Regions from separate parts of the Homo sapiens genome. Here region 1 is linked to region 2. Evidence: chromatin contacts called from ENCODE Hi-C or POLR2A ChIA-PET data. All regions are on one chromosome and are shown on one strand. Each heading gives the region's core, a stretch centred on a gene start or an enhancer-like site at or near the end of the contact. The rest is flanking DNA. Distances are from core to core; before and after follow the strand shown.

Region 1 (3,399 bases), core at 190-2,689, 360 kb before region 2:
AGGTATGCACCACCACACCTGACTAATTTTTGTATTTTTAGTAGAGACGGGGTTCCACCATGTGGGCCAGGCTGCTCTTGAACTCCTGACCTCAAGTGCTTCACCCACCTCAGCCTCCCAAAGTGCTAGGATTACAGGCATGAGCCACCACACCCTGCCAGGGTTGGTTTCTTCTAAGGGCTGTGAGGAAGAATCGGTTCCATGCCTCTTTCCCAGCTCCTGGGGATTTGCTGCAATTTTTGGCATTTCTTGGCTTGTAGATCTCTGCCCTCATCTTCACAGGATGTTCTCCCTGTGTTTCCAAATTTCCCTTTTTTATAAGGACACTGGTCATATTGGACTAGGTCCTACCCTAATGATTTCCTCTGTAAAGATCTTATCTCCAAATAAGATCACATTCTGAGGTACTGGGAGATAGTACTCCATCCAGCATATGTTTTTGGCGGGGACACACTTCAACCCATAACGTCACCACTCATGAATGCCCTGGAATGTCTGTGTTACATGTGCTCACAAAAGTTTGTTTGGTTTTTCTCTTCTCTTCCATTATGTAGAATACCCTAAGGTATTTGAATTACCCACTGTTCCTCTTAGATCATTCCCTCCCAGCTGATGGAGGAACTTGGGAAAAGCTGCCAACCAACTCAATATTTTGCCTCCCTTAACTGGGAGATCACATTACTATGGGCAAAGTGCTCTTCATGCAAATCTCCATGGGTTTGAGGAAGAGGTCTGTGAATTCCAAATATTCAAGAGGGCACTGGGCAAGTGGCCCTACCTTTTTTCTTTCTTTCTTTCTTTCTTTCTTTCTTTCTTTCTTTCTTTCTTTCTTTCTTTCTTTCTTTCTTTCTTTCTCTTTTTTTTTTTTTCTGAGACGGAGTTTTGTTCTGTCACCCAGGCTGGAGTGCAGTGGCGTGATCTTGGCTCACTGCAACCTCAGTTTCTGGGTTCAAGTGATTCTCCTGCTTAAGCCTCCCCAGTAGCTGGGATTACAGGCACCCACCACCATGCCCGGCTAATTTTTTATTTTATTTTTAGTAGAGACGGGGTTTCACCATGATGGCCAGGCTGGTCTCAAACTCCTGACCTCAGGTGATCCACCAGCCTTGGCCTCCCAAGTGGCCCTGCCTTTTTAAAATAAAAATATAAATATAGGCTTTATTTCCTCTTTGGAACGCTCTAATCAAAACAAACTGGGCCACGCATGGTCACAATAACAGGTGGCTCGGGAGGTCCCTTGTGGCTTGCTGGCTGCAGACCTGGCCTCGTAGAGCCCGGGAGGGAGTGACATTGGCCCCTCATGCAGCGGGGCAGCCAAGCGTGCCTGCAGCTGGCCGAGGCCAGCTCTTGACTCACAGAATGACTAACAACGGGGAAGCGTAGACAATGGCGAGAACAATGTGGGAGAGTTGTTGCTGGAAGGAAGTGAGACTTGTCAGGGCTTCCCCCCAGCTGCTCACAAGGTAGTGCTTGGTGAAGCATGCCTTTCTCCTCAAAGTCTAAACAGGATCAGTGAAAACGTAACCAGCCCTCATGAGCCTGTAATCTGGGATTACAGGTGTGAGCCACTGCACATGGCCTGCCCCACAGCTTCTATGATGAGCCCCTCACCCCGTTTATACCACTTAAGTCTTCTCCTGGCCAGAGGTGATGCCCACACTGGGCCAGGCTGGGTCCAAGTGTGGAGTCAGGTCATCTTTCCCGGAGGGATTTACACAGAAGAGCAGGGGTCACACCCAGGGACACTGGGATGGGACGTCTGGCCCAGAAGTGGCTTCTGAACTCAATGCCCCGTGGTCTCTGTCACTTGAAGTTCTGCAACTCTAAATCTCTATTTTTATATATTTCATTGATTAAAGGCAAGAAACACTTAACTTTTGTTGAGTTTGAATAGAAGTAACTGCCCTTATATTTAACAGTGAGTAAATGTACAACGTTCCTTTTGAAATGAGGTCTTCTCCATCCCACTCGATTTCCCATATGGGAGTGTTGAAGGAATCTAGAATTCACTGTCTTCACAGTCCCCTTCACCTTGCTCAGAATCTATGTTGAAATTTTTAAAGTCCATTTTCTGTGCTGATTAAACTTTCACATGTTAGCCTTTGAGGCAGATATGGCATTTTGGTAATGTGGTATACAGATTACTGAATAATTACATAAGCTCTGGACAGCCACATTTCCTAACATGCATGTGCCTCTTCTCACGGGGCCCAGGACAATACTTCCAACTAAACAATTCCAAGAAGTTTTATTCAAATAACACTCTCTCTGAAGAATTTCTCCTGTTTAATGGGAGCTAGGGGATATAATTAACTTGAACACTTGATTTGGAATAAGACAGTAGAGATTTTAGAAATTGAGGGATTTGAAATATCAAACTCACTCCTAGGATTTAGACCCAGACAAGAAAAAGCTTAAAAATAAAAACAACATTACAATTATTAAATTTATAGTCCAAATTTAGATATGTGTAATGAATAGTCACTTTTTTTCTTCTTATCTGGAGGCTGAACAATCCCGAGCTGGGATTTTTTTTTTCTTTAATATGAAAGAAAAGAAAAATTAGTGTCTGGGAATGAAGGGTACTTATGACCTTTCTCCAGCCTCCTGGAGTGATGTTTGGGGACCTTTGCTGAAGTAAGTAGAGTTATTCATGTTGAAGACAGCTCGAGAATGAAGCACACAATTACACGGGGAGAAGAGATAAGAGAAAAGAGATCCATTTATTATTAGAGTCAACCTTTAGAGAGTTGTTGTGCTTTTTGAATGAACTTATCAGTGACAAAAAGTTAAAGTGTAGAAGCAGAAGGCATTTATTCAGATGGTATCTTTCACATCGTGAAATAATGTTATAAAACACAGAGGGCTTGGGCCTGGGAATTTCTGAGCCTGTGTCAAGGTTTAATTATTGGATTTTTATCAAAAATCTGCTTTTTTCCTGATGGTTTCAGGCTTCAACTAATGAGAGATTATTTAAACGTGCTCTCACTGAGGGTGCCAAAAGCAAAATTTTCAGCTGGTTCTAAAACCATCTTTGAACGTGAACATGGTCCTACGGCAGCTACTTGGTTTGAAGTCCCTCCTTTCCAAGTGACAGCATTCACACAGCATTTACTGTGGACAGTTCCCTCTGCTTGGGGTACATCTATGCAAATGTGTGAGACTCCCTGGGCTGTGCCACCTTCCATAAACAGTCCCTGCTCACCCTTCCCCTGCAAGCACATCATTGGAAGTCACCAGATAACCAGAGGCCGACAAAGAGACAAAAGGCCTACCCTGACTGCAGCACTAGGTCCCTTGCTTATCCTACTCCTTCAACCAGGAACAGCACAGCCCCTTTCTTGGCATATGTTTTTTACTTTCATGAAACTGGCCCTAAATGATACACCAGGCACCCAC
Region 2 (3,778 bases), core at 1,192-3,691:
CTTCTGCTCGGCTTGGAGCTGAATTTCTAGCATAGTCCTTTGTGACTAACCTGTTGATCTGATGAAGATACTGTAGGCACTAGCTCGGTCCTAAAGCTTTCTACTAATTGTTGTTTTCTTGTATTTACTTTCTCCACTCCAAATAGTTGTCACTGTGTTCCAGACAAATGCACACTTGTTTTGATTTCCTTCTTACTCCTTAGTCTATTTATATCAGGGGACCCTGGAAAGTGTGCAAGATAACCTTACTAGAAAGCTAAATTAATTCTAAAGAGCAAACACCATATGATCTGCCAATCAGATGGGAAAATATTGTTAATTGTTATTCATTTACTACCCTAAATCTTTCCCAAGAGTGCTTGAAATCACAAAAATGAGGTACATTTGCTCTCTATTCACCTTTGGAATTTAGATCTGAATGCCTCCCTGACCTGGGAAGATAGAACAAAAGAAATAATTGCCATCAATCTGACAAGACCGAGAAGGGCAAGTGCATGCATGTGTGTGAGTGTATATATTTTCATGGAAAAAATTAAGTTGGCAGCCTTCCTGATAGAAAATCCATTGCTTTTTGGGTTGAGAATTCCTCGAGGCAAAAATGTCCTGAAGAAGGGACTCCTGGTTCTGGAGTCATTGGAGTGGCTGAATCAGGATGGTGAGGGCACCGCATCGCTTTCTGCTCATTATCAGCACTCTATCAAGCACCATCCTCTGGGGATATCCTCCCCTGACCAGAGCAACTCCCACTTACAGGTCACTGGGACCGCCCTTACCTTCATGTTGCTTTATTCCCCCGTTTTAAGTCTTACTCACATAGCTCTGGGCCATGTGGGTATGTATGTGTCTTCTGACTTGATTGTAGACTCTTTAAGGCCAAGATCCAGGATATATTCATAGTGGGTTCCTTGCTGCCTGATGTAGAAAATGTCACCCAGTAGGTGCTCAATAAACACTGGTTGATTGAATGAGTGGCTGTTATGCTTGAAGCAGTTTCCATGATTCTAAGCCCATTCCTGGCTGATCATTTCTACAGAATTCACTGTGATTTTAATGCGGTAAATAGCTTTGGGCCAAGTCAAGTGATTCTTAGTGTAACACTCAGATTGGGCACAGGCATGCTCAAAGGTTAAACTGGCTGCTACTTGAGAGACAGGATTAAAAACATATAGTCAGAAAGGCAATTGGATTGCTTCATTTCACTCATAGCTTATGCACTCCATTCCCTTTGGCCCCATAAAACCCAGAACCATGGAAAATAAAGTCATCAGGAAGCTCATCCATTTCACTTTCTCTTTCCTCTCTCCCCCTTTTCCATGTAACTTGGGAGGCTGCCTTCTATGCTAGCACAGGACAACTCTGGCCCAGAGAAAGCTTTATTGTCACCCTGTAAATCTGGCAAAGAATAATGCTCAAAACGGTTCCACTGTGGCTTGAGGCAGAGGTCTTTGCTCTGCTCAGCCTAGCTCTCGTGTTCACTGCTTCTGCATTAATCCCAAGTATTAGGGTAAATGGTGGAAGAAATGGAGAATGTCCTTCTCTGGAAACCTTGACTTTATTGCAGGCATGACTCAGTTTATGCAATAGGTGTGGTCTCAAAGAGCTATGGGAAAATCACATTTTTAGAAATCAAGTCATATTTAAAGTGTACTACAAAAAAAGCTGACCATTTAATGAAGGTATTTATGAGTACTTTCAAAGTATCATCGTTGCTAGTGGAATATAAGTCCATAATTTCTCTTCCATGAACATCCAGATTTTCACAAGCTGTGTTTGCTCCAAGAGAGGTTCAGGAGATTGTGAAAGGTTGACTGCAGGTGGCATGGACATGTATAATTACTGTGTTTAGAGTCCTCTAAGACACTGGGGCTTGAGGGCTTTTGCTTATTCTCTTTCATCCACTGTTGTGCTGCCTCACTGGTGCCCCTCTCTATCCCATCTCTCCCCTACCTTCCCACCTACGCCCTCCCAGACCTCCAGGGAGAAAGAGAAGAGAGACATTTGAAATACTCTTCACTTCATCCTAAAGAGGTGAGCCACTTGCCAGTGGGTTCTAAGGAAACTTGAGGTTTGTGCCAGGGTAGGGTCACTGTCATCATCAGAGTGCAGGGAGTAGCAGCAAGTTGGGATTCAGCCAGCTCTAAACTCCTTGCTCTCTTTCGGACACAGGGCCTGAGAAGGGGAACTCAGTGTGATATGTCATGGTGCACACACAGCACTTGTCCCATCCCCACTTCCATGTTCTCTCTAGGCTCACTAACCCTGCACTCCATATTTCTGGGCCTCAGTTTCCCATACAGGCACTTCAGGGCCTCGAAAGGTCTGCGGGCAAGGGTGCCTTGGGAGGATGCGGTCCATTTTGTTTTGTGTGACTATTACAGAACCACACGAGGCGCTCTTTCGGCTAGGCCATGTGCCAGAAAGAGAAGAGAGAGTCTAGTCAGGATATTTAACTTATCATGGTCACAGCAGGAATTTTTCCTGCTGCAAACTTCCTAACATTCTGACCCTTCTGGTCTGAACATTTCCAAGGCTGTTCCTATGCCAACCGAAAAACATTCCACAATCTATGTTTCTTGTGCAGTATAGCAGTGGGCTTTTCAGTACCAGGAAGACGTATGAAAGGTTTGATTTATTGCCCATTCTTTTGTGTGGGAGAGTCTAGTGATTTCAGATATAACAACAGAACTCTGTGAGATGCTGAATTGCCCAGGGAGTGCTCAACTGCCCCGTGTCTTCACTTGGGAGGGTGTCAATCAATCATTCCTGGATACCTGACCAACATGGACGATATCATGCAGTTAATCTCAAAACAAAATATCCAGGTGTTTTCAGTTGTGTAGTCAACATACCCAAATGCTCCTCTGAAATACACCATTGTATTAGTAAGTCAGCTGCTTGGTTTCATGTCACCATAGCCTGACTATTCTGGACAAAATTCTGACCTTTGTTTTGTCTTTTATTTTATTTTTTTATAAATCACTCCTGTGTTTATGTTTGCAGGGAGAGAAAATCTTTTTCTGTCTGGTGTTTTTCAAAATTTTGATGATGGACTCACATCAAGGATGAAGAGCTTTGATGTCATTTGAACACCACCACCATCACCACCACCAGCATCAACAAACAAACAAGCAAACAAGCGTGAACTCAGGAGCCCTGTGGCCCAGCCTCCAGTCCATTTCCTCACTGTGATCTGGCTAAGTCACCTCCCCTCCACCTCAGTTCAGTCACCTACACAACAGGAATGGTGGCTCCTGGCGTGAAAAGTTCTTAGGAGCATTCAGCATGATGCTGTGTGGAGCACTTGGAAACTGCGTGTGCATCACCTCATATTTCTGGCCACAGGTCATTCAGACATCTGCCCTTTGCCCTGGAGGAGAACCACTAGGGACTTGTGCCCATAAGCACCAATTCTGGCTTTTACCCTACCCATCCTTTGCCATCCCAAACTATGCCATCAACAAATTCTAGAAATCAAGTTAGAAATGCTGTTCCCACGAGGGTCTCTGTGGTCTCTCAGAACAACAATCAGCTGGCCCTGCTGGGCAGATGTTGCCCAATCCTAACCCACACTTAGCTATCAACTTAATCATTCTCAACTAAAAACACCTACCTGAACACTTTTAGGGGTTAAGAATAGTATAATCTCACTTAGCCATTTGCATTTTTTCTTCTTTTTACAAAAAGAAATTTATCTTTTTTTTTTTTTGAGACGGAGTCTTGCTCTGTTGCCCAGGTTGGAGTGCAGTGGCGCAATCTTGGCTCACTGCAAGCTCCGCCT

The links. Hi-C counts contacts between places; a loop is a spot of excess contacts on that map. ChIA-PET counts read pairs that join two places held with the same protein, here RNA polymerase II (POLR2A). Pooled maps may share reads with other maps.
Region 1: a map of endothelial cell of umbilical vein shows a loop between it and region 2 (13-fold over the local background). The contact joins two enhancer-like sites. A Hi-C loop is called at or near these places in 3 of 168 maps with a recorded cell type or tissue (endothelial cell of umbilical vein, heart right ventricle and vagina), 2 of 37 single-sample maps with no recorded cell type and 3 of 50 pooled maps. POLR2A ChIA-PET finds 5 or more read pairs at or near these places in 3 of 52 experiments (OCI-LY7, WTC11 and activated B cell).

Annotation. Positions count from the first base shown.
Region 1 is chr13:40,443,676-40,447,074 of GRCh38, reverse strand. The region is part of intron 6 of LINC00598 (long intergenic non-protein coding RNA 598); the gene reads left to right. Among named protein-coding and RNA genes, the nearest start is that of LINC00598, 36 kb to the left of the region's middle. RefSeq lists enhancers at 810-1,415, 1,225-1,524. Within about 2 kb of position 1,439, at least 13 of the 41 ENCODE cell types and tissues checked have a DNase peak (open chromatin) inside an H3K27ac peak, as active enhancers do; they include endothelial cell of umbilical vein, where a contact is called at or near this core.
Region 2 is chr13:40,081,539-40,085,316 of GRCh38, reverse strand. It overlaps LOC124903162, which reads left to right. Exons shown (of 5, transcript XM_047430821.1): 5 at 3,001-3,778. The coding sequence ends at 3,066. Among named protein-coding and RNA genes, the nearest start is that of LINC00332, 98 kb to the left of the region's middle. Within about 2 kb of position 2,441, at least 2 of the 41 ENCODE cell types and tissues checked have a DNase peak (open chromatin) inside an H3K27ac peak, as active enhancers do; they include endothelial cell of umbilical vein, where a contact is called at or near this core.